3 separate regions of the Homo sapiens genome follow, and regions 1 and 2 are each linked to region 3. A link is an interaction called in ENCODE POLR2A ChIA-PET data of the cell type or tissue named here. Cell type or tissue: CD4-positive, alpha-beta T cell. All regions are shown on one strand. Region 1 overlaps FGD3 (FYVE, RhoGEF and PH domain containing 3). Region 2 has its middle 21 kb from the start of FGD3. Region 3 has its middle 17 kb from the start of SUSD3.

Evidence for each region. Peaks named below come from ENCODE experiments on the same cell type or tissue, not always from the same donor. Only the 100,000 strongest peaks of a DNase experiment are listed, where the experiment ranks them.
Region 1: POLR2A ChIA-PET joins it to region 3 with 5 read pairs; 8 of 35 experiments call an interaction of 5 or more read pairs at or near these places.
Region 2: POLR2A ChIA-PET joins it to region 3 with 9 read pairs; 3 of 35 experiments call an interaction of 5 or more read pairs at or near these places.

What each region holds. Positions count from the first base shown.
Region 1 is chr9:92,978,947-92,981,446 of GRCh38, reverse strand. All of the region lies in intron 3 of FGD3 (FYVE, RhoGEF and PH domain containing 3), which reads right to left. Among named protein-coding and RNA genes, the nearest start is that of FGD3, 33 kb to the right of the region's middle. In CD4-positive, alpha-beta T cell, no CTCF peak of the experiment used is centred here; a DNase peak (open chromatin) is centred at 1,176; H3K27ac peaks cover 563 bases.
Region 2 is chr9:92,925,744-92,928,243 of GRCh38, reverse strand. No RefSeq gene overlaps it. Among named protein-coding and RNA genes, the nearest start is that of FGD3, 21 kb to the left of the region's middle. In CD4-positive, alpha-beta T cell, no CTCF peak of the experiment used is centred here; no DNase peak of the experiment used is centred here.
Region 3 is chr9:93,040,332-93,042,831 of GRCh38, reverse strand. No RefSeq gene overlaps it. Among named protein-coding and RNA genes, the nearest start is that of SUSD3, 17 kb to the left of the region's middle. In CD4-positive, alpha-beta T cell, no CTCF peak of the experiment used is centred here; a DNase peak (open chromatin) is centred at 1,537; H3K27ac peaks cover 27 bases.

The sequences.
Region 1 (2,500 bases), 61 kb after region 3:
AAACAAGTCTCAACAAACACACAAAGACTGAAATTATACAAACTTTTTCTTTCTTTTTTTTCTTTTTTTTTTTTTTTTGGAGATGGAATCTCGCTCTGTCACCCAGGCTGGAGTGCAGTGGCGCGATATCAGGTCACTGCAAGCTCCGCCTCCCAGGTTCATGCCATTCTCTTGCCTCAGCCTCCCGAGTAGCTGGGACTACAGGTGCCCACCACCACGCCTGGCTAATTTTTTGTATTTTTAATAGAGACAGGTTTTCACCATGTTAGCCAGGATGGTCTCGATCTCCTGACCTCATGATCCGACTGCCTCGGCCTCCCAAAGTGCTGGGATTACAGGCGTGAGCCACCATGCCTGGCCCAAACCATCTTTTTCAATCACAATGGAATGAAACTAGAATTCAATAACACAATGAAAATCCACAGACATGTGCAAATTAAACAACACATTTTTTTTCTTTTTTCTTTTTTTTTTTTGAGATGGAGTCTTGCTCTGTCGCCCAGCCTAGAGCACAGTGGCGGGATCTAGGCTCACTGCAACCTCCACTTCCCCAGTTCAAGCAATTCTCCTGCCTCAGCCTCCCGAGTAGCTGGGATTACAAGTGCCCACCACCACGCCTGGCTAATTTTTGTATTTTTAGTAGAGACAGGGTTTCACCATGTTGGTCAGGCTAGTCTCAAACTCCTGACTCAGGCAATCCACCTGCCTCAGCCTCCCAAAGTGCTGGAATTACAGGAGTGAGCCACCGCACCTGGCCTAAACAACACATTCTTAAACAACCAATGGATAAAAGAAAAAAATGAAATCATCATACTTATGGAATGCAGTAAAAGCAGTGCTAAGAGGGAATTTTACAGCTATAAATACGTACATTAAAAAAAAAAAATCTTGAATCAACAACCTAACTCTGCACATCAAGAAACTCAAAAGAGAAGAGTAAACTGAAACTGAAGCTAGCAGGAGGAAGGAAGTAATAAAGATCAGACCTATAGAGATATCTATATACATTAGGTATCTGCAATAGAGAATAGAAAGACAATAGGAAAACCAACAACATGAAAAGTTGGTTTTTTGAAAAGAGCAAAAAAATTGACAAACATTTAGCTAGGTTAACTAAGAAAAAAGGAGGCTGGGAATGGTGACTCACACCTGTAATCCCAGCACTTGGGAGGCCAAGGCAGGTGAGTCACTTGAGGCCAGGAATTTGAGATCACCCTGGCCAAAACGGTGAAACTTCATCTCTACTAGAAATACAAAAATTAGCTGGGCGTGGTGGCACACGCCTGTAGTCTCAGCTACTCGGGAGGCTGGGGCGGGAGAATTGCTTGAACCCAGGAGGTGGAGGTTGCAGTTAGCACCACTATACTCCACCTTGGGCAACAGAGTGAGTGAGACTCCATCTAAAAAAAAAAAAAATCTATTCTATTGTCTAAATGTATAGATTTTTTTCTAAATGTTGTGATTTTTAAATAGACTGCCTCAAAAAAAAAAAGAGAGAGAGAGAAGACTCAACTAAAATGAAAGAGGGGACATTACAAGAGGTGCCACAGAAATAAAAAGACTAAAAGAGAATACTATGAACAGTAATGGGTAAATTCCTAGAAACACACAACCTGGGAAGACTGAATCATGAAGAAATAGAAAATTTGAAAGAGCAATAATGAGTATGCAGATTGAATTAGTAATAAAGATCCTCCAAACAAACAAATGTCCAGGACCAGATGGCTTCACTGATGGATTCTATAAACATTTTAAAAAGAAATAAAACCAATCCTCCTGAAATTCTTCCAAAACAATTGAAGAGGAGGGCATACTTCCAGCTCATTCAATAAGGCCAGCATTATCCTGATACCAAGGCCATATAAAGACGATACAGGAAAATAAAACTACGGGCCAATATCCCTGATGACTATTGATGCAAAAGACCTCAACAAAATACTAGGAAATGAAATTCAACAGTACATTGAAAGGATTAATCACCATGACCAAGTTTATTCCTGGAATGCAACTCTGGTTCAACATAACAAAAATCAATTAATGTAATACACCACATTAACAGAATGAGGGACAAAAGCCACATGATCATCTCAATTGATGCAGAAAAAGCATTTGAAAGGATTCAACATCCTTTCATGATAAAAAACACTCAACAAACTAGGAACAGAATGAAACTACCTCAATATAATAAAGCTCATATATGAGAAGCCCACAGCTAACATCATATTCAATGGTGAAAGACTAAAACTTTTCCTCTAAGATTAGAAATAAGACAAGGATGCCCACTCTCACCACTTCTATTCAATATAGTATGGGAAGTCCTAGCCAGAGCAATTAGGAGAGAAAAAGGAAGAAAAGTCATCCAAATTGGAAAGGAAAAAGTAAAATTAGTTCTGTTCACAGATGACATGATTTTATACTAAAAAATCCTTAAGATTCCATTAAAAACTGTTAGGACTAACGAACCAGTTCAGTAAGGTTACAGAATACAAAATGAACACAA
Region 2 (2,500 bases), 110 kb after region 3:
TCATCAAAATTTAAAACTTTTGCTCTTCAGAAGACATTAAGAAAAAGAAAAGGCAAATTTGAAGATAATATTTGCAACACACGTGTCAGTCAAGGGATTTGTATATAGAATATATAAAGAACTCTTACTACTGAATTAAAAATGAGATAAGTTACCCAATTTAAAATAGGAAAAAGATTTGAACGGATATTTTACACAAGAATATATTATAATGGTAATAAACACATGCAAAGATGCTCAACATCATTAGTCCTTACACAGCCATAATTGGCCAAAACTAAAAAGATTCACCATCCCAAGCATAGGCAAGGGTGTGGAACAACTGGAACTCTCTTTTTTGTTTGTTTGTTTTTGAGACGGAGTCACGTTCTTGTTGCCTCGGCTGGAGTGCAATGGTGCAGTCTCGGCTCACTGCAACCTCCGCCTCCCAGGTTCAAGCGATTCTCCTGCCTCAGCTTCCCAGTTAGCTGGGATTACAGGTGCCCACCACCACACCTGGCTAATTTTTTTGTATTTTTAGTAGAGACAGGGTTTCACCATGTTGGCCAGGCTGGTCTCAAACTCTTGACTTCAGGTGATCTGCCCCGCTTGGCCTCCCAAAGTGCTGGGATTACAGGTGTGAGCATCCGCTCCCGGCAACAACGGGAACTCTCATACACTGCAGGTGGGAATATAAAATGGTACAACCACTTTGGAAAACTGGCAGTTTCTTAAAAAGTTAAGCATCTACTGCCATACAACCCAACCATTCCACTTCTAGGTATTTACCCAAAAGAAATGAAAAAATATATATCCACGTAAAAATTTGTATATGAAGCTTAATTTGTATGTATTAGCTTTATCTGTAATAGCTAAAATCTAGAAAATAACCCAACTATGTTCCATTTTTAAATTGGGTTATCGTACAGTGAACAGATACACAGATTGTGGGATTTCTGTGCAAAGGAATACTACTCAGCAATAAAAAGAAACCGCAATGTGCAATGAAATGGATGACTCTCAAGCTCATGGTGCTAAGTGACAGCAGCCAGACCAAAGAGTAGACATTGTATCATTCCATTCCTACAAAATACTGTAGTGTGCAAATTAATTTATCATAGAAAGCAGGTGATTGGTAGTCTGGGAATCAGGGTAAAGAGAGTAATGAATTGCCAAAGGACACAAAGAATCTTCCAGGGATGCTGGAAATGTTTATTATCTTGATTGTGGTAATGGTTTCATGGGCATAGACATATGTCCAAAAATAATAAAACTACATATTTTAATTATGTGCAGTTTATTGTACTTTAATTCAATAAAGTTATACCTAAAGAAGGAAGAAGTTCCAAAGAAGAGAAACTAAAGCTGCCTCTACCTACACTCCTGACGTATAGTTAAATGTATCTTAACATGTAATAACATGCAATGTAATAATACCTTGCATTATAGTTGATGTCCTTTGGGAGAGAGCCAGCCACAGAGAAATAGTAGGCTATGAAGGCCAAAATAGACATATCTACAGAAGAATATAGATGTCTACTTTAAAAAGCCCTGGTAGTTATCACTGGATTACTGTATCTATGATTGAGTGTCACATTAATGTACCATGAGCTGTTAGATATCAAAACTGTTCAGCAGAGCTTCTCTGAGACCTGAAAGGGGTTCCTTTAGAGTAAAAAACATTTTTTTAACTGAGTGTCAGAATTACTTGCAAGCAGAGTAAAGGATGAGAAGAGCTGCTTTAGTCTATGTTTTTAAAAATTAATAATGTCTTTTTTTAAATTAAAGGAAATGCTGGGAGACACGTAAGTGCTTCTGGGGTGCTGGTAATGTTTTCTTTCTTGCCCTAGGCTGTTGCTACATGATTGTCCTCTTGGTGATGACCTTTTGAGCAGTACATTACATTTTATGTGTGTGCGTGTGAATTTTTAAACTTTAGGATAAAAAAATCTTTTGCCCACAACTGCCTACATCCAAGGAATCATCCTTTCCTGCTCCTCCACACCTAATCTTTCTGATATCTTTTTTTTTTTTTTTTTGAGACGGAGTCTCACTCTGTCGCCCAGGCTGGAGTGCAGTGGCGACATCTCGGCTCACTGCAAGCTCCGCCTCCTGAGATGGTCTCCATCTCCTGACCTCGTGATCCGCCCACCGTGGACTCCCAAAGTGCTGGGATTACAGGCCTGAGCCACCGCGCCCAGCCTCTGATATCTAAAGGGTGACCAAGTCCTTTATTCTGTCTTTATAGTATTTCTCATATCTTTTCTCTCCATTCTCATAGACACCCCCTGCCCGCAAGGTCACATTCTCAATAACTCATGACCGAGATCCACATGGAAAGGAACAGGTGGTTCAAGGAGGAAGGGTGCTCTATGGCATGGAGTGGTTAGAGTTTGAGAAGGCTCCTGGAGGTCAGGCCTGCTCTGGGCTTTAAAAAACTGATGTCAACACTTTTCCAGCCATGACCTCTCCAATGCACGATTCCCTTTAACCTCGGGCACAAGGACACACCTTTCTGTTT
Region 3 (2,500 bases):
TTCTGGATGGACATGAATTTGGAGGTGACATTATTCAACACACTGTACCTTGAAAGGCTTTCAGCCTTTCTCTGCCTCAATCTCCACTCCCCTATTCGGTTTCCTAGATCACTTCCCAAATAAACTCCTTGCATTGAAATCTACATAGCAGGGCCTGCTACTAGGAGAACACGCCTAAGGCATGGCCTCCCCATGCTGAGCTGCACGGTCCTTCTCTCCATGCAGGTGAGGGCAGTAGCCCTTTCCTGTGAGGTTTTGTTGAGGGCAGAGGAGAGAATCCTGTTGTCTCACAGAGCAAAATATTCATTTCATGACTCCGGGAAGAGGGGTGCTTTGAGACTATACCCCAATATAATTTTTCTTTTCTTGTTTTTTTTTTTTTGTTTGTTTTTTTTTTTTTTTGAGACGGAGTCTTACTCTGTCGCCAGGCTGGAGTGCAGTGGTGTGATCTCGGCTAACTGCAACCTCTGCCTCCCAGGTTCAAGTGATTCTCCTGCCTCAGCCTCTTGAGTAGCTGGGACTACAGGCGCATGCCATCATACCCAGCTAATTTTTGTATTTTTAGTAGAGATGAGGTTGTTTCACCATGTTGGCCAGAATGGTGTTGATTTCTTGACCTCATGATCCGCCTGCCTTGGCCTCCCAAAGTGCTTTACAGGCGTGAGCCACCGCACCCGGCCATGATTTTTCTTAAATGTGAATGGGCTATTCAGGTGTCAGCAGTTTTTCAATGTCTCTTTGGGACAGATGTTGTTGGAAGGGGTGGATCTTTTTTTTTTTTTTTTCTGAGATGGAGTCTTGCTTTGTTGCCCAGACTGGAGTGCAGTGGTGCAATCTCGGCTCACTGCAACCTCCACCTCCTGTGTTCAAGCAATTCTCCTGCCTCGGCCTCCTGAGTAGCTGGGATTATAGGCATCCACCACCACGCCTGGATGATGTTTTTGTGTTTTTAGTAGAGATGAGATTTCACCACGTTGGCCAGGCTGGTCTCAAACTCCTGACCTCAGGTGATCCGCCTGCCTTGGCCTCCCAAAGTGCTGGGATTACAGGCGTGAGCCACCATGCCTGGCTGGGGGTGAATAATTTACGTGAGTTTTGATAAGGTAAAGGGAAAGCCAAGCTTCCTTTCTGAGATGGAGATTCATGAGGAAGTTTTGTGTAGAATTTATAGTGGACAGCACTGGGGCACTGAAGACTGAGCTCTCCAAGGGGGCCAGGCCTGGCCCCGGCAGAAAAGAGGAAGAGATGCTATAAGCCTGGATGCTGGGTGGGGGAAATATGGCCAAGGCAGGAATTTTGGAGAGCAGAGGCTGATCCCTGCAACACAGTGGCTGGGTGGACAAGGACAGCAGTTGGCAGAAAACCTGACTCCACGTGAAATTTATTGACTCATGTAACTACTCTAGATGAAACCAGAGATCTGACTTCCTCCAACCTCTGTTTGGGCCTCATTGGGAGGCTCTTCCAGTTCCAAGATGGCTGCCCAAGCTCAGCAGCCAGGCTCCCTCCTGCCATCAAGGGGTGGGGAGGCCATCTTGGGTCATGTGACCATGCAGACCAATCACTGTGGCCAAGGGAATGAGGATGCTGATTGGCTTGGGTCAAGTCACGGGATCCCAAGAGGTGGAGTCTGCTTCCTGAAACACCTTGACTTTCCAGAAATTCGGGGCTCAGCTGACACACACCCAGCCTCTAGCTCTTTCTCTCTTAGGTGATGATACCCATTGCTGTCCCCAAGCCTCCAGGGCACAGCCTTGTGTTTGCCCCACCCTGGCTAGACAGGGAGGGTTGAGTCCAGCCTGGGGCCAGTACTGGGCATCCGTCAACCAGGGTGGGAGGAGGCCCCAAGGGAGCAAGGACAGACGCGTGGAAGTGGGCAGGCTGCTGCCGTCAGGGACCCCGGGAACACTCACGTCCAAGGCAGCACTAAGGCCTGCACCTCCTGTGGCCCAGCTGGAAGGGGCCTTAGTACACAAGGGGTTCAAGGGCCATGGAGCCTGACAGCTGGGAGATGGCATGTAGCTGCTGTCCGACCACACAGTTGTCATCCTGGCTAAGCTGCAGCCTTCTGGAGGCTTGTGGGAGCCTCTGTCAGAGCTTCCCACCTAGGAGCAGGGCACCAAGCCCAGAAATCCACCAAGGCAGTGTGAGGAGAGCAGGGTAGGCCCTGGGGCTGGGCGGCCCAAGCGGCTGCTTTCCAGGATAGAATGTATAGAATGTGGGGTGCGGGCCTGGCTGCTCCCCGACGGCCTGCCCTGCCTCCCTTTTTGGCCCACCCAGACCTCCAGGTTTATCTAACAACCCTGGAACTGAGGGAGGAACCCTGGAGGTAGACTGGAGGTACACTGGAGCCCGTGGCTTCCAGTGGCTCCCTTTCCCCAACCTCAGTTTTCTCCCCAGTAAATGGAGAGGAATCCTTCACCCATAGTAACGATGTGAATGATGTTGTGGGCAGGGAGCAGCCTGGCCTCTTGTCGCAGCCAGCTGCTGCAGGGACCAC